Linked DNA regions of Mus musculus: regions 2, 3, 4 and 5 are each linked to region 1. A link is a loop called in an ENCODE intact Hi-C map of the cell type or tissue named here. Cell type or tissue: heart. All regions are shown on one strand.

Region 1 (5,000 bases):
TTTTTGTTTTTTGAATTTGGGGGATCCAAACTTGCATATTGGGCATTTCACCCACTGACCCACTTCCCTAGCTTCCTGTACCAGTCATTTTTTATCAGAGTGAAAATGTGTACCCTGAGGTTACTGAACAATGAACACGGAGGAAGGGAGAGACAGGAGGCCGTCAGCTCTGGGTCTGCTGCTGATTTATATAGCTACACTCTCTGGAGAGCCTCAGGATGTCCCATGAGGTTGGTGCCAGCAGTCCTGGTTCACGTATGGGGCCGTCAGGACCCTGAGGTTTAGCACCAGGAGGATGAGGCAGAAGCAACAGCAGAGTGACTGCACAGCTGGCCACAGCAGGGCATGCTTTCAAGGACTGTTGGATCTCAGGCGCCTGGTTGTTCTCAACACAAGCCATCTGCTCTCATATGGAGCCTCAAAAACAGAACTGAAATGAGGCACAGAAGATAATATGTGTGCTCCTGAAATCCATCTTCCTGGTTTTCTTCATGGATTTCCAAAATCCCAGGAAGACCTAGAAAGCCCTTCTATCCAGGAGCATCTCCGTGGGTCACGTCTAAATAAGCCTTACTGGTTTCTTCCTTCCTTTAAAAACCAGCATTTCTTTCCACCCCAGGCCCCTTGCACATCCACTTAATTCCCCACTTCCCCTTACTCATTTCTGCTTATCCTTAAAGTCCAGGCTTAAGACAGTTTTCTCAGGGAAACTCTTTTGACCTAAAGTGGGCCAGGCACTTGACTCTGAGCACCCCACTTCTGGTTAGCACCTTTGGTTGCTTCTCTTTGGAGCAGGTGAGTTACTGGACCCCACCCTCAAGGCCTGAACCCTTGAGGTTTCGGATTTTAGTGAATGCTGGAGGCCACGTGGGAGGTGAGCCCTGGCAGCTTCCCTTTTGAGGGACTGAAGTTCCTTATCAGTGAAAGGAGCCTGTGACTTTCTATGAATCAGTGGCTGAATTGCTAGAAATCTTAGTTGTATATTATCTTGAACTGGGGAGGTTCTCTCTCACCTTCCCCATCCAGGAGCTCCTGGCTATTTAAGCTGCATTCTGGACGGGTTGATATAACTGCTCCAGGCTGGGGTGGCCCTGTCTACAGCAGGTAGGCACCTGACCTTTCCAATTCTAGTTGAGTTGGCCCCTCTCTGGCTCTGACATGCAATCTTACACAATGTAGCCTTCATTCTTTTAAACTTTCATTCCTTTAGTCCTTGAAGATTCCCAGGCTGGTGTCTTTGTCATTGTTTCTAGGATGCAAGAGAGGGCACACAGTAGAATATGCAATCTCATTTGCCCCTTCTAATAGCTTGCTGTGGACCCGAGGTCCCCTTGCACCCCTCCCCTTAGTTTTAACCTTTTCTTGGATTCTAATGAACGCTCAGGGTGTGTCTATGGGCAGGCCTTGAAGAAATCGGAAGTATTGCACTTGTGGGTGGCTGGCACTGGGTGAGTCTGAGACCAGCCTCCTTCAGATTAGAGTTGCTAGGAGCTGCTTGTTCTAAGCTGGAACTGGCTTCCTTTCTCTTCCCACTTCCTCTCTTTCCCCACTTCAGCAGGCCCAGTTCCTACTGAACGCCTCAAAGTTGCTGCAAACTAGGAGCCTCATTGTGCTGCTCCAGACCCTCAACACCCAAAGAGATCTGGGCTGTTAGAAACACCCAGGGGCTGCAAAGTCTTTTCCTAGGCTTCTCTTACCAGTGCTGACTGTACATCACCACTCCCATCAGCTACTAGGCACGCTCAATGCGCTCAGACCCTGGCAAAATGGGTGCCCACTTTGAATGAATGAATGAACTACGATGAACTCCTAGCTCTGCTCCAACGCTCTCCACCAGGTCAGAACTGGGGTTTCCGCACTTCACACCAGTGAGTACATGTGTGGTGTCTGACTATTTGTGTTAGATCCAGGCCTAGAGGGCTATAAGGATTTGTGGTGTGTGTGTTCGCGCGTGCACGCTTGTGTGTGAAAAGATAGCACTTTGTGAGGTGCAGGGTACAGTGTTCAGGATGGTGTGCGTGGTGTGTGTGTGTTGTGTGTGTGTGTGTGTGTGTATGTGTGTACCCTGTATGGTACAGAGTGCAGAGTGTTTGGGATGCTGGGTGCTCGGTGTTCAAAGTAGAGTGTGGGTAAAGAGTGCTGGATGCGGTGCAGAGTAGACAGTGCAGGGTGAGGACCATACAGTGCAGATTAGTAGGTGCGAGGTGCACGGTGTTTAGTGGAAAGTAGAGGATGTGAGTTGCACGGTTCCTGCAGCATGCAGGGCGTCCATGGGCTCCGGGAAGCAGCCTGGGTCCCTCGAGGGACCCGGCGGGCCGAGCCCCAGGGCACGCGCGCCTGGGCGGGCTACAGCCGGCCGCCGTCCCGCCTCTCGCCGGCGCTCCCGGCCTTTCCCATCCGGCCCGCGACGCTCCGCCCGCCCCGTCCCACATGACACCGCCTCCGCCGCAAACTTTTTCCTCCCCATCCTGTCGCGGCGGGGAAGGAATGGAAGATGGCGGCCTAGGCGCAGAGTTTCCTGCCCGAGCAGCGGCGGCAGCAGCGGCGGCTCCAGTGGGCTGCGGCCAGCGCCACCATGACGCGCTGGGTCCCCACCAAGCGAGAGGAGAAGTACGGCGTGGGTGAGCAGCGCGCCGCCCCGCGCCCGCCCCGCGCGCAACTTCCCCGCCGCGGCGCCCAGCCTGTTGCCGCGCGGTGCGGAGCCCGGCCCGCCCGGGGCTGGAGCCCGCGTGGGGAACCCGGGGACCCTCCGGGGTCCACCGTGCTCCTCATTCCCGCGCATTCGCTCTGTCGTAGTCCCGTGTGCTCCTGCGTGCGCGGGGCTCCCGGGGTCATTGTTTGTGTGCGTTTTGGCTTCTTCGGGAAACTTCTGTTTGGCATCCGGGACTCCGGGTGGACACTTTTCATTGTGCAGCGCTCGGATCTGTGAAGCCTCCTTTTCTCGCGTGAGGAGTGGCTGCGCCTCCCGGGTTGGGTCGGTGCCGCCTTTCCCGCCCTGGATGGTAGGGGACACTCAGGCGCTCCTGTGTCCCCGGGGCTCTGGAAACGGACCTCGAGGGCGGGGACCTGGTTTTGCCTTTGTCGCTTCCCTAGGGGGTAGAAGGAGTAGGGTTGCAAGCTTACTTTTGATCCAAGGAGTCCCGCTTTCCTCAATGGCCAGACAGTCCCAGAGCCCTGCAGACCTTGTCTCGCCCCCCAGCTAGCCCACATCAAAAGTCAGGTCTGTCTAGGCCTCAGGGCTCGCTGGCATTCCAGATTTGACCATTCCGTTTCCAGGCTCCTGCTCTCTTTTCCCTAAGGATCCTCTGACGCCCAGCCTCACCTGAGCAGAGACTCTGACTTGCAAGCAGGCATTTCTTGGGGATTTGCAAGCAAGCATTTAGGGGAGCTTGCTGCCTTCCACCCTAAGGGCTGCCTTGGGGCACTTTCTCAGCAGCTGTCTGTTCTAGGCATGCCTTCAGCACCGTCTTGCAGGCCTAGTTCATGTCCCAGCCCGCTGTCTTTGAAAGCTTCCCGGAGACTCCAGTCTACAAGGCCGTGTCCTTCCTTTGAACTCCAGTTACTTATTTCTGTAACAAGTAGGAGATGGTGGCCATGGGGGCAGGGCTGGAGAAGCCTAGGGCCCCTACCTCCACTCTAGGCCCACACCCAGGTTTGGAGGATTTTTCCCTGCGTTGTGAACACTGGAGCTGAGCTCCACCTGTGCTTGGCCGACCTTTCAGAGGCCCATGGCAGAGCTGGGAAGGGCTGTTAGAGTCCCATCTATTTAATTTGGGATGAGGGTCCTACTTAGGATGGCTTCAGGGTGTGGGAGGTTTTCTCTTGGGGTTGCCCAGGACTGTTGAAAGAACAGCTAGAAGAGTGGCAGGGGCAAGCAGAAAGCCAGATAGTCGGGGTGCAGTTGAGGAAGGAGGGCCCTGCAGAGGACTCCCGGGTAGTGGAGAAACTTGCCCCCTGTGCTTTACCCTTGTAGCATAGTAATGGGAGCTGCTGGGTTTGAACCCTGGCAACAGTGGGTTCACATTCATCCCTGTTCTGCTGCAACTGCCACGGTGCCTTGGGATTATTGGGGAGGGGAGTCTATTTCTTTGATTTTTTTTTGTTTATTTTTTTGGGGGGGGGACAGAGTTTCACTATGTAGCCCTGGTTGGTCTGGCTTCATACAGAGGTCTACTTGTCTCTATCACCTGATTGCTAGGTTTAAAGGCATGCATCCTCACATCTGGTGGGTCGTGTCGTCGCCCCCCCCCCCCCGCCTCCCCCCCAGCATCCTCCACTCCCTTTAAGTTGGAAGACTGTTTTGTTGCCATTTGGGAGAAAGAAATAGGCAGGCTGGAGACCTCAGCAGCCTTGGGAATGAAGGGTTGTAGATAGGAAAGAAAATGGCTTGGGAGAGGTTGGGGGTGGGGGTGGGGGTGTCGGGGGGGGGGGCAGTTAGTCCAAACCTAGTTTGTAGTGCAGGGTGGTAGTGAGGTGCATACCAGTAAAGTCGGAACTTGGGAGGATCAGAAGTTGAAGTTCATCTTCTGCAGCATAATAAGTTTGAGGCCAGTCTGCGCTACGTGGGAGCGTATCTCAAAAGGAAAAAAGCTGTATTTTCTAAGCAAAAGGCCAGAAAACATTTAGCAGTGGAAACACTGTGAGTTCTTTTGTTGGGTGTGGGGACTTCACTTGAGAGAGAGGGAAACAGACACAGAGAGACAGAGAGGAGAGACAGAGAGAGAGAAGAGAGAGAGAGGGAGACAGAGACAGAGAGACAGAGAGAGAGAAGAGAGAAGAAGAGAGAGAGAGAGGGAGAGAGACAGAGAGAGACAGAGAGGAGACAGAGAGAGAGGAGAGAGAGAGAGGGAGAGAGAGACAGAGACAGAGAAAGACAGAGAGGAGATGGAGGGAGGGAGGGAGGGAGAGAGAGATATCAATCCAGCGCTGGGGTGTAGGTAGGGTGGTGGTGGCACTACATTTTGCTGTAACGTCCCCTAGAGACATGGATGTTGCCTCCA
Region 2 (5,000 bases), 61 kb after region 1:
TATGAGTGCTTGGCCTGGGTGCTTCCTTGGGAGTTGTCCTTGCCACAGAAGTACTTTGTGAGACTCTGGCTGCTCCAGGGCAGAGCCTTACAGAGGAAGGAAGTGGGCTCTCAATAGGTTTTCTGTTGGACAGTCTTTGATGATTCCAGACTCTGGAAGTTGTGCCTGGAGAGATCTTGAGTCAGATCAGCAGATGGGGAGTTGGGGGGCATGCACAAGGATCCTGCTGGGAACAAGGCCTCTTTTAGGACTTAACTTTTGATTTTTGATGGGATGGGTTGATGAGGCAGGCAGAGATGAAGTGGGGTGGTCAGCACGTGCAGGGAGCGAGCCGTGCTCTATGGGACTCCTCTATGGCATTAGGGTGCTTGTCTTTCCGGGTCTGGAGGGCAGTGACTTCTGCAAACTTTGAAGGTTTTGCTTGGAGTATGCTGTGTCTCCTAACCATTTCAACCCTGTGTTTGTTTAGGGTGGTACAGAGGCTACACCTTAAGGAAAAAGTCTAAAAAGGTAAGTCTTTTCCATTAAACATGTCTCTTCATAAATTAAACCATGAGAGGAAATAAATTCCATCTTATTTATATATAAGAATGTTACTTATCTCTTTCTTGAAATTTACCATATATATGGGCTGAGATTAAAAAAAATGACCTTGAGTTGGATTCTTCTGAATAAAGATGTCTGCAGAAATCACAGCTTCTGCTGGGAATGCTTATCTATAATCCCAGTATTAGGCTAGCCTGGTCTACCTAGTGAGAACCTGTCCCCACAAAAAACATTTCACCTAGGTGATTAGTTCCAGGAGTGAATTGTTGATCTCCACTCATGGAGGGAGAATTGATTTTTGTCCTGATAGAATTTTGCATCTTGTTGAACCACTGTGTGTAGCCATGAACTGAGAATAATCCCTTCAGAAGAGTAAAATGCCGCCAACAGTTTTCCATTTCCTATTATCCTTGGTAAATTAGCAAGTTTGCAAAGCTCACACATGGCCATTTCCCTCTTGCCTTATGGCAGTTTTCAGACTAGCTTAGTCAAGTTAAAAGAGCCTGATTTTCTAGGGTGATTTGCATGTGTGAGTCTATGAATATCCGAATCAAAAACATACTATCACTCCTCAGATATTGTGAAGGGCACTCCCATCCACAAGGGAGTGTGGCTTCGACATTCTTAGCTTCACAAAACCTAATTATGGCTCTTCTCTCTTACTCTGTAATGCTATGGCATTGCAGTAATGCCCATGCTAAGCTATGGTTAGTCTGTCCATGTTAACTTGGACCTTTTAATATCTGATTGTGGTTGACAGATGGTTCATTTTGCTTCCCAGAATTGGCCTCTCATTACTGCTGTATCCAACTAGACTCTGTTGTGATCTCTAGTCTATAATAGGGCTTTGGAATCCTAGTGGTTTCCATGCCAGGGCCTCCCTGTTCTGTATCCTCAGAGGCCTGGGCTGGCCTTCACCAGCAGGGCTAGAGTTCCATGAAGCTGTGAAGCCTCCTTTAGGGATATCACCCTTGAAGTGTGCAGATTGGGGGAACCATGGTGAAGATTTCAGGAGGCAAGACACCAGGAGTATTAGGGTTTCTCAGTGGTAAAGTGCTTGCCCTGAGGATCCAAGTTCTATCTCTAGCCCCAATGTTAAAAGCCTTAAAATCTGGGTGGTGGCACATGCTCATAATTGTAGCACTGGGAAGGCAGAAAGTAGAGATTATCTGGAACTCACTGGCCAACAAGGCTTGTCTCAAAAAGCAAGGTGGATGACTTCTGAGGAAGAGCGCTTGCCGCACGCATGCCTACATACATGTGCACACATAGGTACCCACCCTGATGGTTAGCATTGTGCAGACTCCTTTATTACATAGGGCAAAGCCACCCTGCTGTGAGGAACACAGGCCTAGGAAGGCTCTCACTTTTCCTTGATGCTCATATGTTGCCTAGCAACCCCATCCCCATCTTGGGCTCTCCCACTCTTCTAGTTCAGGGGTTCTCAACCTTCCTAATGCTGTTGACCCTTTAAAACAGTTCCTCATGTTGTGGTGACCCCAACCATATAATTATTTTTACTGATACTTCATAACTGTAATGTTGCTACTATTACGCATTCTAATATAAACATCTGATATGCTACCCCAAGGGGTTTGTGACTTTTAGATTGAGAACCACTGTTCTAGTCCTTTTCAAAGTCAGAATTTTTCTTCCTGGCCCCAGGAGACCTAGGCCTTCTACCTCATGATGTCCTAATGCTGCAAAAGGGTGTGGTTATTTTCTACCTGACATCCCCATTGGCTAATGAGGAAATTAAAGCCTTGCAGAGGCTAAAGTTTGGTTGCAGTTGTGTGAAGTGGCCCCAAGCAGATGCAGAGAAGCAGCAAGGCCCTTAGGAGTCTTGTCTGAGAGCCCTGCATGAGCATCCTCTGTCTAGATATTCATAGACATGTAGTTGGGCTGGGCAGTGGCTCATTTCAAATCTCTAGGCATGTCCAGTCTCATCCAGCTGTAATTTCTCCTTGGTTTTCATAATATTGAGTGCTGAGGCTGAGGAATTTCTTTCTGTGGACTTGACAGGGCTGGAGTGGTTTGTGTCACCTCCTTCTAAACCCACACCTATTCGAGTTCCAGTGAAAATAACGTGTTACATGTACACCTACATGTCTTTCTGGGTGTCTTGGCATCTGGGTCCTGGATTGGATGACCTGGACCTCTTGATTGCTCAGCCTGACTCCTTTGCTTGATGTCATAGTATTTCTATGTGTGAAATCTGTTCACTTTGCTGGTGGACAATGTTGCGGTAGTTAGTTAGCCACTCTGTGCTCCAGACGGGTTGCATGCACACACCCACCAAGAGCTATTTGGATTCTTCAATGAAACACACACACATCAGTTAATTTTAATATGCCTTGACTAGTTTAATAGCTGGACATTTCTAATTCTTCCCACTGCTAGCAAACACTCCCCTACTGTACTTCCGAGTTAACATCTTATTTATTTATTTATTTATTTATTTATTTATTTATTTATTTATTTATTTATTTTTGGTTTTTCGAGACAGGGTTTCTCTGTATAGCCCTGGCTGTCCTGAAACTCACTTTGTAGACCAGGCCTCGAACTCAGAAATCTGCTTGCCTCTGCCTCCCAAGTGTTGGGATTAAAGGCGTGGGCCACCATGCCTGGCAGTGTTAACATCTTTTAAAATCTAGATTTTACCTCTGACACCCCAGGCCTATGGCCATTTACCCTGATTCTCAGTGAAGTGGCCTATGGCCATTTACCCTGATTCTCACAAGTGGGCCTTTAGGTCTGGCCTTTTCTCTTCCCCGCCATGGTCATCCTCCTCTTCTTCCTTTCTCCTGGTTCCTCGTCCATGCAAATCCCCAAAGTCTCACATCAGTCTACCTGCCCATCCCTTGGCCATTGGTTCTTTATTGATTGATCAGAAACCAATTGGTGACGAGGACCTTCCTGATTTTGAGGACTGGATTAATTCAAATCATTAGAATCGACCTCCAACAGGACAGGGCAAGCAGAGATCAGCAGTATCTGCTAGCCACTTTCAGCCCTCTCTGAGCCCGGTTTCCTTCTAAGCATGATTGCCCATTTGCTTTCTGGATGTCCAGTGTAGCCCCTTGTTGGCAGATGCGTCCAGTCAGATGCTCCTTTTTCCCCAATAGGTTATCTTGAATCACTAGGGCACTAACTGCCTTTCTGTTATGTGTACCAGTCATCTCTGGCTTGTGCAGCCTGAGCCTCTGGGAGTCACTGGTTTGGGCTGCTCTGGATCCCATGAGTCAGGTCTTGAAAAACTACTCCTGGCATTCCACAGACCATGTTTGAAGTTGAAGTTCTTCTCAAGAGACCTGCTCCTTTAAGCAGGACTCGACTGAGCCACATGTCTACATACACATGTGTTTATGCTGCACACGGGAGAGTTAGAGGAGGGTAGAAGCATAGGCTAGCATGTTTCCTCAGCACTTCTGCAGATGGGTGGAATTTCACCCACCTTCGGCCTTTTACCATTGTCTACTTCATACAGAGACTGATGAGGGGAGCCCCAGGGCTGTACCTCAGTGGTCAGTGGACACTTGTGACAATCAGTGGTTTAAGCCAACTTCTGATGGCAGTCTTGTTATTTTATAAAGGGGAATCTGTCCTCACAATTGGTTTCTGGCATCAGACTTGTTGCATGTGCCAATGTCAAGGTCAGCAGTGCAGAGGAGGGGCAACCTGTGGAGGAGAACATTTCCTTGGGCCTTTGTGAAATTGTTGCTTCGCAAACATGTGGTGTCTGTTTTTTGCTAAGACATCTGCACAGTCTGAAATACAAGCTGATTGGGAGATTCTCTTTTATGCCTTGTGTTTTCTTCGTTGTGTTGTGTGTGATGCTTACACTTGCAAAATTAATGGTTAGCCAGCCCCCTAGCCCCTCCTCCTCTGGGGCTATTGTTTGATTTGCAGTCAGTATTTGCATGGATAATAAAAATGTTTTTTCTCTCCCTCCAAGGGTATATTTCCTGCTTCATATATTCATCTTAAAGAAGCCATTGTTGAAGGAAAAGGGTGAGTGTTGAAGGAAAAGGGTGATGAGTCTCTTCTGGATATTTAAATGAAGGATTAGATGATTTCACATGGCACTGCTGCCAAATATGTGGTAGGGTAAGACTCGGAGGTTAAGATAATACCAGTGGGGTTGCAGAGGTGGCTCATTGGTTAAGAGCACCTACTATTTCTGCAGAAGTCTTGAGTTTGGTTTCCAGCAGGAATGTCTGCTAGCTTACAACTACCTGGAACTCCAGAAAACGCACTTAGACTCATGTACCCATAGCCCCATACAGATGCACGTGTAAATACACAGTTAAAGATAGTAACAGTAACTCATTATAAAAGATAATAGCTCTGTTTGACCATGATGATATAGAACAATAAAGGAACTCGTGACTCAGTCATCTTGGTCATTGCTTTGGCCCACTTAAGGGTTCAAGGTCAGCACCTTAGCTGTGGTC
Region 3 (5,000 bases), 71 kb after region 1:
CTTACGCTCACTCCCTGTCAGCTGGTTTCTTGCCCTGCCTCTTGACCTAGACTTGACTTTATTTAGCTCTGGGGTTAAAGGAGTCTGTTAGGGCTGAGCTACACTACAACCCGGTGTATCCAATTCACAGTCTTGAGGGTCACAATGGGATCAAATATCCCACACCACTGCAGTTCTTGGCACAGTGTTTGGTCTCAAAAAATACTTGTTGAGTGACTAGAAGAATAGTTTAAGGTTGAGGCTAGCCTAGTCTACATGACGCTCTGTCTCAAAACAACAGCAACAAATAAAAATAAGGGGAAGAAGGAGAAAAAAAGGCAGGAATAGAACGAGGGTAATGTACAAACAGCCTGGAGAGGTGCCTCGGCAGGTAAGATCACTTGCTGGTTTTTTCTAGAGGACCAAAGTTTGATTGTCAGCACTTGTATCTGGAAGTTTCTAACTCCAACTCCAGGAGATCAGATGCCCTCTGCTAGCCTCTGCTGTAACAACCCCCTCCCTCACACACACACACACACACACACACACACACACACACACACAATAATATAACTTGTCAGAGTGCTGTGTGTTGGGTAGGTGGTAGGGCTGTTTTAAAAACTTTTCTAAAGAGGGGTTTCAAATGGTTTTCAAAATAGGAGCTAGTGAGGAGGGAGTATCTCAGATAATACAGACCAGAGCTCCTTTTTAAAAACAGCAATTCTACATTTTAATTTTTGAACAATGATAGTGTTTAAAATATTATTAATTAACTCCCACTTGGATGTTGAGAAGCTGAACATTGTAGACAACTTTAGTCTTCTTGATGAGCTACATCAACAAGTGCAAACCTGTGGGGGTTCTTGTACCACAAACCCAATACACAAAAGGTGAGACGGGTCAGTTTGGGATCTTATCTTGCAGTTTACTGCAAGTTGATGTAGAAGCAAAAAGAGTATCCATGGATAGACATTTTCTGCCGCTGTATGTTGTGAGGGTCACAGTGTACCAGGGAAGGCTGGTACAAGATGGCTTATCTGTCAGCTGGCAGCATGGTCTTGGGACCCAGGCATCTCCAGGTGAGCAATGGGGCAGAACTGTCATGGGAAGAGAGTACAACAGTCAGTGCTTCCAGGCATAGCCAATATTTGACATGGTGACATGCCAGTCTTTGCTAACTATGAAGCTCAGGCTCCACGATGGAGCAATGAAGTTTGAAGAGGGAATCTCCTAATGTTTTAGGTGAGTTTATAGTTCTGTGTTGGAAACTATCCTCAGCTATCTGGCTGCCTTCATGCATTGGTCATGCACAGGATGCTGCTTCGAGTTCCAGGCCAGACTGAGGCTCAAGGTTCTGTTCTTGCTGTGTTCAATGCTGAGGACGTGGCTTACTTCTTGTTCTTTCAGGGTCTCATAGGAACCAAATCCTATACAATGTGCTCTGTTTGATGTGTGAACCTGCTCTTCTTTGACAGTCACTGGATCCCAGGAAGCAGAGCATATTCTACTTTAGTTTGAAGAACGATCCATTTGACATAATCTCCACTGTGCTGTTTTTTGTTTTTGTTTGTTTCTTTTTGTTTTTTAAATCAGAGCCCTTACATTTTAACTTTCTCTCCTATGTAGCAAGATAATAGAGAGATGTTTCGAAGTGTGCGACACATGATCTATGACCTTATTGAATGGCGGTCGCAGATCCTTTCTGGAACTCTGCCCCAGGATGAGCTCAAAGAGCTGAAGAAGAAGGTCACAGCCAAAATTGATTATGGAAACAGGTTTGTTTGTGCAAATGGTGATTTCATGCTTAAATTTTCCACAGTAATAGCACAACCCTAGGCCTGGAGGATGGTTCAATTACATTTTATCATAAAACCAAACTTCTAATATCAAAATAATGAAGTGGCTTACATTCTAATCTGGTTTATCCTGTCACCCTTGAAACCTGTAGTCTTTGCTGTGTAAGTGGGGGAGTTGTGAAGCTGGGTTGGGGTAGCCCCTCATTTTTGCTGTTTTGTCCCACCCCTGTTATGATATTCTACTTATAATTTTACTTTCTACTCATAGCATTTGACTCTAGATTATTTCCTGTAGTCCCTTGGTCTGTCAGACTAGACGTTAGAAGTCACCATGAAACTTGTCCCTAGAGTTGACATGCTTGATCTAACAGACAGAGGCACAATCCTCTTAACTTACAATTGAGATGAACTATACGTTGCCTTTTTGAGATGTTTCCATTTATGGGAGACATCCACCCTGGTTTAGTTGAGTGTCTTGAAAGATGGCTCACTCCTGAAAACAGCATGCTCTAATATTAGCTGCTGGGAATGTGACTGTCTTGGTTCTATCTCTGCTATATCAGTAGTTAGGATGAAGTTATGGCCTTTCCCATCTGGTACCCATTTGCTTATTCACATGTTACACTGCAAGAAGCCTTAAAGATGACCTGGTCCTGCATTTTCCTCAGGCCCTATAACCTCAGAAACACCTGGGCAGGTTTCACTATACTCAATCCGGGGACCTGCCCCTTGGGTTCTGAGTTCTGCTGTCTGGTCTAGGTTAAGAGCTCAGTCAGACTGCTGTTTGGGTGGTGGAAAACTTAAGGTGTAGTCTGCACCCTTCCCCATTTTTACACCTGAGGATGTGGAGGTGAGAACAGGGGCTGCCTCCTGCCCATCAGCTCAGAATCTTAGACAAGCCATAGGGCCTTTGTGAATAACTGAATTATTGCATAATTTTGTTTTCTGACAATTCCCCTTTTAATGTATGAAAGTTTCCTAATATCACATTAGGTGTGACTTTTATTTTTACCTCCAAGGCCAGAGACTCCAGATATAGAGTATTAGACACAGCTTTCATGAAACCCATTACAAGACTACCTGCTTTCAAAAGCTACTGACCCAGGCCCACACTCTGATTTCCTGAGGTGGCATCCATCCCCTGAGACTAGTCTTTAATCTTGTTGAGGTGAGACTAACACCTGCACAGAACCAGCTATGTATTGGTTGCAGAGACCAAATGTAGACTGGTTGCTGTGACTGACAGGCTGCATCATATGGTGGCGGCATTGGGCTAAAATGTGAGGAGCAAAGGCATTTATTTATTGATTGATTAATTGATTGATTGATTGTATGCCTCCAAGGCCAGAGATTCCAGATATAGGGCATTAGATACTGATTCAATGAAGCCTGTTTCAAGACTGTGTGTTTACAAAAGCAAACCTTTGGAACTCTGATTTCATTTTGTATTGGAGAAGCCTGTTTTCAAAGTTAGGTTCAGAGACCACCTGCTTAATCTGGCTGCAGGAAACAGCCTAAGTACGTTACGCCATGGAACAATCCTGTTAAGACAGAAAGTGTTTCCAAATGTAATTTACTGCTTTGATAGGAAATACAACCTTATTAAGACAAGTTCACCTGAGGACTGCAGGCCAGGATTCTTCTAAAGCCCCATGCTCTCTGCTTATCCTCCCCCTCCCCCCTTCAGAGAGTGACATAATAATAAATAATAATAATAATAATAATAATAATAATAATAATAAAGAAAAGCATAGAGTGTTTGGTTTTGGGATGGTCTCGTCTCTCAGGGAGCAGTTTGTTGCTCTCATCATTATCACATACGTATTCTTGCTTTTACCTTTTACCTGAGTCGGGTGGGGTTGTGGAGTGTCTAGGGAACTGTGGGAAATATGGTAAAGGTCACGGACTGTTTCTTTACAAAGATGGCTGTGTAAAACACAGAGACAAACATGCATACACCTTTACTCGGATTCACCAGACAGGTCCACAACCATACCTATCCATAGAAACCTGCTTGTACATACACATACACACATAGATACAGACAGACACACACACACGCACACACTCTGATTTCACAGGGAGGTGGCCATCCCCTTCTTTAGACCCTTTGCCATCTCTTGGGACTAGTCTCTAACCTTGTTATGGTGAAGCCAACACTCCACAACAGAACCAACTGTGTATTGGTTGCAGAGACCCATGTAGACTGGTTGCTGTGACTGACAGGCTACCTCATATGGTGATGATGTTGTGGTGAGAATATTGCCACCCCATCTTCTTTCTATCTTTTATCCGAACTACATAACTGACCTCACTGAGCTTCGGTTTTCTGTTTTGTGAAGTGGGTCTGACCAGATTTTCTATCTGGACTGAGGTGACAATGACATCACATGATACTCATGGTGGGCTGGCAAAGGGCCTGATATATATCTTCCTCAAGGTGGCCTCACCAGGTATAGCTTGTCAGGCCTTTAGCCTGGGCCTCCAGGAGCTCACCCACAGCACCTACAATTCATTGACCACGCCCACATCAGAGCTGACCCCACCCATACATCACTGACATCATTCATAAAATGCTGACCCATGGTCTTGGTCTTGAGTCTTAGAGCAGGTTCAGGGTTGGGATGAGTTGGTGAGATTTGAGAGGCTTTGTCCTGTTAGTGAAAGTTGTTACATAGACCTCGATCCTTCAGAGGCTTTCTGCCATCATGTACCCATGGGTCGTATACATGTGAGGGTGCAGAATGGGCTCTAATGACCCGCATCTTCCACAGTTGTTAGTCATGCATACTTCACTTGGACTTTGAAGGTCTATTGGAAGGTGAAGGCTTTATTGAAATATAGGTAACACTGAGTCATTTTCTTTCTCCCAGTGTGACATATTTTGAATTACAGAAAGCCATGCCACAGAATGGCATTCTCTGATATCTGTGGATGGGTCCCAGTTTCTGAGGCATTTCATCTGCTCTGTGGCTGGGCCTGACACTGTGCTAGGGGACCCCCTCTCTTGGTTCATGCTCTCCATGCTCTGGATTCTTGGTATTCTAGAATTCTTGATTTGGACCTGGTGGTGAGGGATGAAGATGGGAACATTTTGGACCCGGAACTAACTAGCACCATCAGTCTCTTCCGAGCACACGAAGTTGCTTCTAAACAAGTGGAGGAGAGACTGCAAGAGGAGAAAGTAGGTTCCATTCCTTAATGTGCACTTTGCCACTTTGCACA
Region 4 (5,000 bases), 98 kb before region 1:
ACGGCCAACAGTAACAAGCCAGGCCAGATCAGAGCTTTGTCTCATCAACATGGTTTCTCTGGTGAAGCAGTTCATAGTTTTCTTCTGGGTCATTCTGAACAGCAAAACTACTAACTAGGAAAAAAAATCTTCAAAAGATAAGGCACAAATTAAGCTGCATGAAGGGCCCTCATTCACAACAGGAAAGATGAGCACCAGCTGTCAGCTTTGGCTGGATCCAAGCACAATGGCTGACCTCACTGAGAAACATCTCCGCAGATGACAAGGTTAGCTCAGAAGTGTTGATGTGGGCTTATAAACAGATCTTAGAGAGAAGGTGAGTCTATATACACTGAACTTATGGAAAGAAGTTTTTACTATTGCTTCAGAAGGTTAGAAAGTAAGACATCTGGAGCCTCTGGATAATGAGCATCCCACAGGATCTGGACTGGGAACACAGCTCAGTGAGTAGAGAGCTTGCTGGGGATACTCAAAGCTTTGGCTCAATATCAAGTTCTCCTCCCCCTAAATTTCTAATCTGAAGGTCCAAACACTAAACAACAGTCATGGCCCCACCAAAGACTTATCTGCAATGTTCCGGACACTGTTGTTTGTATTGAAGGTGAAAAACAGCAGTATTTTGTTGTAGAAAATTTTAATCCCAATCCAGGGTTTCTACCCCACCTTTGGCCATTTAGTTCCCAGGTAAAAGACACTCACGACCTTAAACCTTAATCAGCACTAGAGCTGGGCAGACGTCTATCCTCTATGCTATTAAAATCTATTTCATATCAACAATCCTGAGTTATTTTTTGCTATGTTTCATCCGGGCTTCTCTTAACTCTAGTTGGCCAGCCCTCAGGGTTGTTTTCTTGACTCCTAACTCATGGTGACTTCCTCTTCCTCTTCACCTTCTTCTCCCCCCTCATGGTTTCCCTCTGGCTCCCAAGCAAGTCAGTGGCCACGTGTCCACCTGACCAGATCATCCTGCTCTCTGCTGCTGCATGCAGAGAAAGAAGGGGAAATTGCTCTTGGTGATTCCTTTCAAATTAATATGATGTGCTTTAATATCCCTTATGACAACATTAGGAACCACACATAAAATACATATGCTGTGTACTGCAATCCCATAGCTGTCTGGAATAAAAGATCCTAAGTAATTATTTGACTTGTGCCCTAAACTAGTCACATTCCCAAGGAACACTCTTGGTGTATCTAAAAAGCACACTAGATTCTTAGACTTGCCCTTTCTCAGGAGAGGACCAGGTGAGCCTGCCAGTTGGAGGAGAACAACTGAGATTATCTGTTGTCAAAGATAAAGTGGAGGCTTTGAGACGAAAAGTGGATTGTGGGAATTATGTATATGTTGCCACAGGCTGGACAGCCTTCCTTCCACTCAGCGTGAAATACCCTCTGATGTCATCAGTGCTGAAGATAAATACTCAATAATTTTTAATGAAGCATGTCAACACTTGTGTCAGCCATCTTGATAGGAAATGATTGTTCTCCCTTTGGCTAGTGCAAGGTGTTACAGAAATTTTCCATGGGTAAAAAGATTCCAAGATAGAAAAATGTATTTGAATAGAAGGGAGAACAAAGGCATCTTTGGCATTTCATATCACACACTGTTACTAACTTTGGGGACACTGGTACCTTCTTTCTTAGCAAAGTATCAAAGACCAGTGACAAATATTGGGGTGGTAAACCTTCCCCCAGATACTGAGGCCAAACTTGCCCCATTTGCTTCAGCCAAATATTACAGCCTGCTGCAGGAAGCGGCAGATATGAGAACCAAGCTTTTCTGCTAAACCAGACACTATGCGGATTTTTCAGACTGGCTCAGCAATGCTGGTCTTCTCGCTACCTTCTCTTGGAAAATGGAGCTTATTTTGACTAACGTGTTACGTTAAGATGCTATGCACTGGCCTGTTAGTGTTATTCTAAATGAGTCAATGCTCTCAGCATCTCAGTTCTCACGTGGTGTATCATGGCAAGTGTAACTCGATGCACCAAAGGTCTTGAGGATCCCAGTAACCTAAGTGTTTATGGAACTGTCGCTCATGTTATCGCCTAGCTAAATAACAGGATCATCACGCCATCTATGAATGCTGTTCTCGTATAGGTTACAGAAGACTGTAGACCAGAGAAAGGAGAGCAGGAAGAGGTGGAAGGAGAATTGGAGAGTGAGCTCACACTCTTTCTTTCCTAACAGGCAGATGACGGGCAGTTCCTGTCCTCCCTTCTTATAAGAATGAGTTTCCCAAGAAAGGTGTTTTTAAACAGAAATCAAGCTGGCTTTAGAGCTACCAAGCACTTTGCTCAGCCTCCATTTGACAATACTTCCTAGGCTGCTAAGCATGGGAATTTGCAAGGATCTGTTATTCCTGAACCGTCAGAATGGCCCCGCATGGCTGTGTCTTCAGCTGCTGTTATTATTCCATTTTAATTAGAAATCTTTATGGCTTTGCCTTCATCATTATCACTGTACTTTCTCGTGAGCTATTTGGTTTGTTACATAATGAGACAATCTATTAGCATCTGTGACATTTTGGGTCCATAATTTTCCAGTTCCCAGATTTAGCACTGTGTGTCATGGTACAAATACGAGCCCTTCACACTCCCGTTGCTAAGATTGGTGAGACACCATTACAGGTAATTATATAATGATAAATACTTATTGTTATTTAGTTGTTATATAAGTAATCTCCTCAGAATTTCTTTGGACAGTGAGGTGGTTTTTGCAGTTCAAAATGTATTTTTAAGATGTGAGGGTGACTCCTTCCTATACGTCTGGCACTGGGGAGTCTGAAGTGGGATTATGAGTTTAGGGTCTGCCTAAGTTACATAGTGAGACTTGGTCTGATAGCTGGGGGTGAGGCTGGCATTTGTCTCTCCAAAAACTAGTGTCAATGATCAGAAACACATGCTGACAACTCCAAAATTATCTACCAGTGGTTGAAATTGAAATTGAAATGTGCCAGCGGTTCCATGGGCCCAGCCATTTCCATAGACTAGCTTCCTTTCCAAAGTCAAAGCCATCCTCTTTCCAATACTAAACTGGCTCCTTGTAAGTATTCTCATCACCAAAACTGACCCCTGCTCTTGCCAGTCCAGTCTCTCTACAAAATTCACCTACCTCCTGGGCATGCTTCAAACTAAGTGTCTTGGCAACGTGGCGTTATCTTTGACACAGCTTATGCTGGAGAAAATCTTATCATATTTCAGGGTAATTAACTAGTTTGTGTCGAGAAAACTCATAGCTATCCTGGGACATGTTCTTGGACATGCTGGGACTCTGTCTGTGCATCCAACTCTATAGCTCTCACCCCCAGAAGCTCTACTCACTCACAGGATATTCCCCTCTAGGTATCTCTCTGGCACACAGTAGGTCTTACACAAGATCTCTCTTCTCTGCCCTCAAAAAAAAAAAAACCCAAATAAAACAAAAAACAAAAACTAACACTCCTTCTTCACTCCTGCCTTAGACCCAGGAAGCCACCTTAGTGGCCACTCACAGCCGCTTTGCCTGCCTCTGACTTTGTGTACAAAGCAACAGTGAGAGAACATGAAATACAAGTCACAACCTGCACTATGTGTATAATTTAAAATGTTCTCATAGTCCTATTTTTAAAAGTAAAAAGAAATAGGTGAAGGTAAGGTTAACAATATGTTTTATGGAACCCACTATTCCTAAAATATTGCTGAATTGACATGTAGTCGATATTTTAAAAGTACATAATTAGTGAACTATTTCATGGTCTTTCTCACTAGGTCTTTACAACCCAGTGCAGGCTGTGGAGAGTGCATCGTGATTTGAACTTGCTACATCGCACATGCCTTGCATAGTGGTTTAAAATAGCCAACCCCCCCTCCCATAGAATCATATGTTGTAATGTTGGACCCACGGGGAGTAGCATTATTAGGAGGTGTGGCCTTGTTGGAGGAAGTGTGTCCCTATGGGGCTAAGCTTCGCCAGCCTTCTGGTTCCCTTCAGATCAAGATGTAGAACTCTCAGCTCCTCTAGGTCCATGTTTGCCTGCCTGGATGCTGCCATGCTTCCTGCCTTGATGATATTGGACTGAACCCCTGAACCTGTAAGCCAGCCCCAATTAAGTGCTGTCCTTATAAAAGGTTGTCTTATTCATAATGTCTGTTCACAGCAATGGAAACTGTAAGACACCTTGTAGTCATAGGAGGCAAGGGGCCACGCTGGGCAGCTCAGATCAGGAGCCGGGAGGCAGGAAGAGAGGAAGGTGAAAGTAGGCAGCTTCAACCCCAGCCTCCCAGGCTGCCAGCTGCATAGTGCTGTTCCTGAAGCCTTTGACATCTTTCTTCATCTCTGATTTGAGAAGAGTGAAATTGAGCTATAAACAGAAACTCTCTGTCTCTGTCTCTCTCAAGTTTCTAGAAGAGTAGGTTCCAACTTTTCATGTTGCTAACAGTCCTTGGTATTCCTTGACTATTAGAAACATCATCACCTGGCCATCTTCTTGTATGTCACTTTTTTTTTTTTTTTTGACAGCACTTCACGTAGTCCAGGCTGGCCTTGAACTCACTATGTGCATAAGGATGATCTTGCACTCCTGATCCTCCTGCCTTCATTTCCAAGTGCTGTGCTACAGGTATGTATCATCGCATATGATTTATTTATTTAGTGTGTGTTAGACAAGTGCTGTACCATATAAGCTATATCACCAGCCCTCCTGTTAAAATGTCATTTACCATATTGGATTAAGGGTCTTGCCTAACTCCAGTCTCAACTGACCCAAAGTATTCATATCTCCAACAACCTACTTCCAAATTCTGTTGCATTCTGAGACTCCAGAAACAGTAAGAATTGGGGGAGTGGACAGGAGGATGTCATCTAACCCATGCATTCCCAAACAGCAAGCAGCTCTCACCAAATAATGGGCAGATCCCAGCTTGTGATGATATGAATGAGTGACACCCGCTCCCCATAGACTCATCGACCCTATGAATACTCTGTCTCAAGTTGATGGAACTGTTTGAGAAGGATTAGG
Region 5 (5,000 bases), 100 kb after region 1:
TATATATTGCATACATACACACCTACATATGTATACTCTCACACAGACAAACATGCATACTCAGAAACCCTTAGATTCCAGGGCTCAGTAGACAGACTAGCAGTAACATAACAAATCCCCTACCCCCACATATCTGCCAGTGTTGAAGACCATGAAGAAAACCCATCAGATGCTGATACCATATATGAATGGGCAGTTGATTGTTTTAGATGCTTTGAAGAAGCCTGAAGCAAGGGAGAGCACGAGCCCTCCATGCAGGCCTGGCTGTTGCACTTTCTTGCCCTCCATGCAGGCCTGGCTGTTGCACTTTCTTGCTAAAGACCCTAGAACATCTCATGGGGGGGGGTCTTCTGGCCCCCAGAGATAGGTGGTGTGCACTAGGACTCCGTGGTTTCTCTATTGCTAAGCAGTTTTCCTCCCTGCACTGGCCCTTTCCCATGTCCTAGGTTTATTCCCTCGTTCACATCGCAGTCTCTCTGTTCTTGTTTAAACCAAGCCACGTTCAGTTTGGCTCCTCCCACTTACTTCGGGTTGTAGCGGTGTGAGCTCCCTTCACTCTTCTGCAAAACCTTCCTGGCTTTGTCCTGGAATCAGCTCTGGGTTGCACAGTCTCCCCTTCCCTGAGACTTGGAACTAGTTCGAGGACAGTCGATCCTTCTGATGCGAATCTTCCTGTTGGTGATTGTGGGGTTTGTTTCTCCGTCCCCCATTGGCTTCTCCTGTGTACGTTGGCGATTGTCTACCAGGCGTCTTTGTAGCAGGTGCTAATGTCACTTTGTCCTGACTGTAGTTGAGGGTAATGATTGGTTTTCTTTGCAGCCAAGGATAAATCTGAAAAGATCTTCGCACTGGCCTTTGTGAAGCTGATGAGATACGATGGGACCACCCTGAGAGACGGGGAGCATGACCTTATTGTCTACAAGGTACGCACCTCTGTCCCAGGGTACCCTGGGCGCCCTGACTGGATCAGGCCCTAGTGAAGCCCTCACCTGAGCTGAACTGTTAGCTTTTCATGGTTGTGACAAATACCTGAGCAAAACAATAAAGGGAGTCAGGGTGTGTCAGCGCTTTCGGTCCTGGTCCTTCCTGGTGGGGAGGGTGTGGTGAGCAGCTTATATCCAGGTGGCCAGGAAACAGAGAATACTGTGGGAGGAGACTTTGTTTTAGCCCATCAGGGTCCCCAGTCTTCATGTGTACCTAGTTTCAGGAGGTAACTTTCCCCTCATAGTTAATTCTCTGTGGTGGACACGCTTCGAGGTATGCTTTACCAAGCTCTCAGAACTTCCCACTTCAGTCAAGCCTGCGATCAAGATGAACATCTCAGTTGACATTTCTCACCGGAGGACAGAGCTGCTGTGTAGCATGGAGCTGCATTTAATTATGTAAATGAGCAGTTATGATTGGCCAGCCCTTTTGCTGTTCCTAACGAGAGACGATGACAGGCAATAACACGTTCCGTGCTGTATGCGAAGGCTGAGGATGGGCGTTAGTCCACAGGACGAGGGAAGATGGTTGAAGTGCACTGTAGAACACAGTGTGGAAGGGGGCGTGGGGGTTGAAGGAAATCATAATAATAAGGCATGCAGAACCTGGAGTGTGGCCTCCATGAATGTTGTTTGATACAAGGTGCAATCAAACCCACAGGCTGAAGCCAAAAAGCTCGAAGATGCAGCCACATACTTGAGCCTCCCTAGTACCAAGGGGGAGTTGGAAGAAAAGGGCCACTCAGCCACAGGCAAAGGAATGCAGAGTCTTGGGAGTTGTACCATCAGCAAAGACTCTTTCCAGATCTCCACTCTGGTGTGTTCCACGAAACTGACCCAGAACGGTGAGTTCTAGAATTCCTCCCTCTCCAACACATCCCTTTTGGCTGCGTGTTGAGTGGAGGAGTTTCCTGTGGGTGCGTGGACGTCACCCACTGTGTCCTTTGATAAGGACCTCCATAGATGTCGATGAGCTTGGGAAGAGGAAGTGGCATCCGTCAGAGTTTAAAACTCACACTTCTATTTTGGGCTGAGGACTAACTTAGCAGGGAGATTAAACAATGGGAGGACTTAATTTTATTTTTAAATGTGTTTATTTGTGGTGTATGTGGGGGCAGTCAGAGGACACACTGGCTTCTTTCCTTTCTCTGTGTGAACAGTGGGGCTTGAACTCTGTTCATCAAGCTTGTTAGCGAGCACCGTAACCACTCTTCCGTCTTGTCAGCCTTCCTCTTGGAGAAGTTTTCCAGGCAAAAGAAGGAAACAAGGCATCATGGGGAATACACAAGGTTTGAAAACAGATCAGAGAAATGGAGTTGAACCTTCATTCTAACTTAACCCTGGAAATGACCTTGAGTAACGAAGCTTTTAACCCAGCTCTTCCCGCTGGTACACATGTGAATAATGCCTGCTTCCGGAGCGTTCTGGCTAGTGTATACACACTGTCAGATGTGAGGTACTCCCTTCTCTGTGTCTTCCTCTGTCTTGATTCTCCTTGAGATAATTCCCAGTTATCTCTCTTTGGAGAAGTTGATTGGCCTGATATGTTTGGGCTCCCTGCTTACAGTGTGAGATAAGACCTCCTTGCTGGTTCTAGTCCACCAAGCTCAGCCTAATGTGGCAGGTCACTCATCAGCTGATGCCTCGGCCCTGGGCTGACTGAGTTCATTTCCCACTGCTTGCAGCCTCCTCGGAGTCATGGCAGCCCGGTGGCGATACTTCTTATTCAGGGCACACCAGTACCGTTGCCGTGACTCTGTCTGGAGGAGGCAGAGGCTCTCTGCACAAATCCTTCATTTAAAAGCCGCGTCCTCCTAATGTGGCCGTATCATAGCTGTGCAGAGACTTTATGCTCTCTTGAAATGGAGCTTGAAAATCCAATTTTTTTCCCTCTTAACTGCCTGATAGGAGTTGTGATTATTAATGTCCGTCATTATCAGGAATCACATCTCGGTGTTGCCTGTCAGTCATGGCTGGAGTTTGAGATTTGCCGAGGAGCAGGCATCGTTTGGGCTTGCACTGGATTACCCTAGCATGGAAGAAGCCCGTCCTTTGGAAGATGGGACTCTGGAAGGGAGAAATGTTGCTGTCCTGAGGGCTGAGGCGTGCCAGTCAGGTGTCTTTCAAACTTTCGCCACCTGCTGCTTCCATCTCTCTTTACATTTTACATCTCTCTTCATTCTCAGCTTTGCCCAGTGAGGCTTTCCCACCCTTGGCCTCCCTAGTAAAATATTAGTGAGAGGCTGTGAGTCATCCAGACACATCTGAGTTGTTTGAGCCTATGTGAACACCGATACTTGGAGACCATTTGGACACTTCCTGGTTGCCAAGTCACCGTGGGTTTGAATCATTTCTGAAGGGTTCTTACTTGCTGCCTGTGGTAATCGCTACCAGCAAATGACCCCCCCCCCCCATCCCCCACTTCCCAGAAGGACTGGATTTGTGTAAGTGGGGGGGGGGGGGAGGGAGGATTGTGCAGGAGTTTGATTCTCAGGGACATGAGTCAGCTATGTGGGCTCCAGCTAGTGACTGGGCTGTGCAAAGAATGTCCCAGTACTAGGAATGAGATTCTCAGCGTGTACCTACATTGGGGTACATGAACTAATGTTTGTGCCTCATTCAATGCAGGCTAAGGGTGGTGTCCCCAGCTGGGTCATTGACCCCAAGTGTGTCTGCTTTAGTGTCTCAGCAGGTGCTGAGCTCTGCTCAGCTTCTCACTTTGGAGGAAGCCACTGTCTTATATGTGGGTCAGTGTTCCAGATGCATCGCTAGTTGTCTGAAATTTGATCATAATTTCCTATCAAAACAAGTCTCATCCACAGTATCTCTTTAAAACATGCGGGGGGGGGGGAACCTCCCAGGGTGGTGTGTGGAATACTTTCTTACCTTACAGCTCCTTGAATCTCACCATTTGCAGGGTGATTCCCTCCCTGGTACCCAGTGAGAGAGCCCTGGTCTCTGCAGCAGCTGTTGCCAAGCAACAAGGAAATTCCAAAGTGATGCTGCTCACTGAACAGAAGGAAGAATCTGGCTTTCATTTCATGCAAGCATTGATACCCCTTTTTGGGATTGTGCCATGCCAGGAGTGTATAAGATGGGGGTGCCCTAGTTGGCGCCTGAGTGTGGAGTCCCAAATTCTCCTCTGAGGGAATCATTTTTCCTGAAACCATAATTTGTTCTCGCAAAGTTCCATTACTTAGGGAAAGAAAAGCAGGGGCTGAATTATTCATCAAGGTTTGTATTAAAGATCTCTGTCCTCAGCGCTGTGTGGGCTGCCATAGGGGATAGGACAAGAACTGTAAGATGCGATCCCTCCTCTCAATTAGCTTACTGTATAATGAGAGGGAAAGGAGTCATGAAACAAAGGATAATTATGAACCCAGCTGTGTTGAGTCCCCGGGACTGGAGGCCTTTCCTGCCTGGGTAGCTCTGTGGGGGAGGGACAAACTTTTTCCTTCAGCACTGCCCAGTGGGGTGATTTGTGAATTTTCTCATTTGAACTTTTTCCTCAAATTTGCAATACAGAGCCCAGATGGGCAGTACAAATGTTATAATCCAAGTTTTTTGTTGGGTGGGATGGGGTTTGGTTGCTGAGGCAGGAGAATTTACAAGTTCAAATACAGTCTGGGTTCTGCAGTGAGCTCCGGGCTAGTCTGATCCATCTAATGATCGCTGACTGCCCCTCTACCCAAAAAGGGGGGAAAAAAACCTCCAAAAAAGCAAAACAAAACAAAAATCCCTCAAACAACCACAACCAAAAAAAAAGGAAAAGAAAAACCCCAAATGAACAATAACGAAATAACACCCTCCCAAGGATAAGTAAATAACTAGAAATGGAAAGTTAAACTATAGAGACCAGACTCAACCCAGTCACATGGTGCGTGATACCAGCTCGGAATGATTGGGGCTTAGGTGATGCATTGGTCTCCATTAAAGCGACATTGATCACTCCTGAGACGGAGACAGAGACGGAGACACCCTCAACCCTTGGATCAGAAGGGTCAGGCCAAGATGGAC

The links. Hi-C counts contacts between places; a loop is a spot of excess contacts. Peaks named below come from ENCODE experiments on the same cell type or tissue, not always from the same donor. Only the 100,000 strongest peaks of a DNase experiment are listed, where the experiment ranks them.
Region 2: it touches region 1 in a loop (1.9-fold over the local background); 4 of 42 quality-filtered maps call a loop at or near these places.
Region 3: it touches region 1 in a loop (2.1-fold over the local background); 3 of 42 quality-filtered maps call a loop at or near these places.
Region 4: a loop joins it to region 1, with 2.3 times the contacts of the local background. A loop is called at or near these places in 2 of 42 quality-filtered maps.
Region 5: a loop joins it to region 1, with 2.1 times the contacts of the local background. A loop is called at or near these places in 4 of 42 quality-filtered maps.

The regions. Positions count from the first base shown.
Region 1 is chr7:134,668,224-134,673,223 of GRCm38, forward strand. Dock1 (dedicator of cytokinesis 1) reads left to right here and starts at 2,464. Exons shown (of 52, transcript NM_001033420.2): 1 at 2,464-2,621. The coding sequence starts at 2,576. In heart, no CTCF peak of the experiment used is centred here; DNase peaks (open chromatin) are centred at 2,438, 2,948 and 3,628; H3K4me3 peaks cover 2,277 bases; H3K27ac peaks cover 2,318 bases.
Region 2 is chr7:134,729,549-134,734,548 of GRCm38, forward strand. It overlaps Dock1 (dedicator of cytokinesis 1), which reads left to right. Exons shown (of 52, transcript NM_001033420.2): 3 at 470-510; 4 at 4,502-4,557. Among named protein-coding and RNA genes, the nearest start is that of Dock1, 61 kb to the left of the region's middle. In heart, no CTCF peak of the experiment used is centred here; no DNase peak of the experiment used is centred here.
Region 3 is chr7:134,739,381-134,744,380 of GRCm38, forward strand. It overlaps Dock1 (dedicator of cytokinesis 1), which reads left to right. Exons shown (of 52, transcript NM_001033420.2): 6 at 1,606-1,754; 7 at 4,824-4,959. Among named protein-coding and RNA genes, the nearest start is that of Dock1, 71 kb to the left of the region's middle. In heart, no CTCF peak of the experiment used is centred here; no DNase peak of the experiment used is centred here.
Region 4 is chr7:134,570,413-134,575,412 of GRCm38, forward strand. No RefSeq gene overlaps it. Among named protein-coding and RNA genes, the nearest start is that of Dock1, 98 kb to the right of the region's middle. In heart, no CTCF peak of the experiment used is centred here; no DNase peak of the experiment used is centred here; H3K27ac peaks cover 20 bases.
Region 5 is chr7:134,770,648-134,775,647 of GRCm38, forward strand. It overlaps Dock1 (dedicator of cytokinesis 1), which reads left to right. Exons shown (of 52, transcript NM_001033420.2): 17 at 820-923; 18 at 1,645-1,828. Among named protein-coding and RNA genes, the nearest start is that of Dock1, 100 kb to the left of the region's middle. In heart, no CTCF peak of the experiment used is centred here; a DNase peak (open chromatin) is centred at 1,894.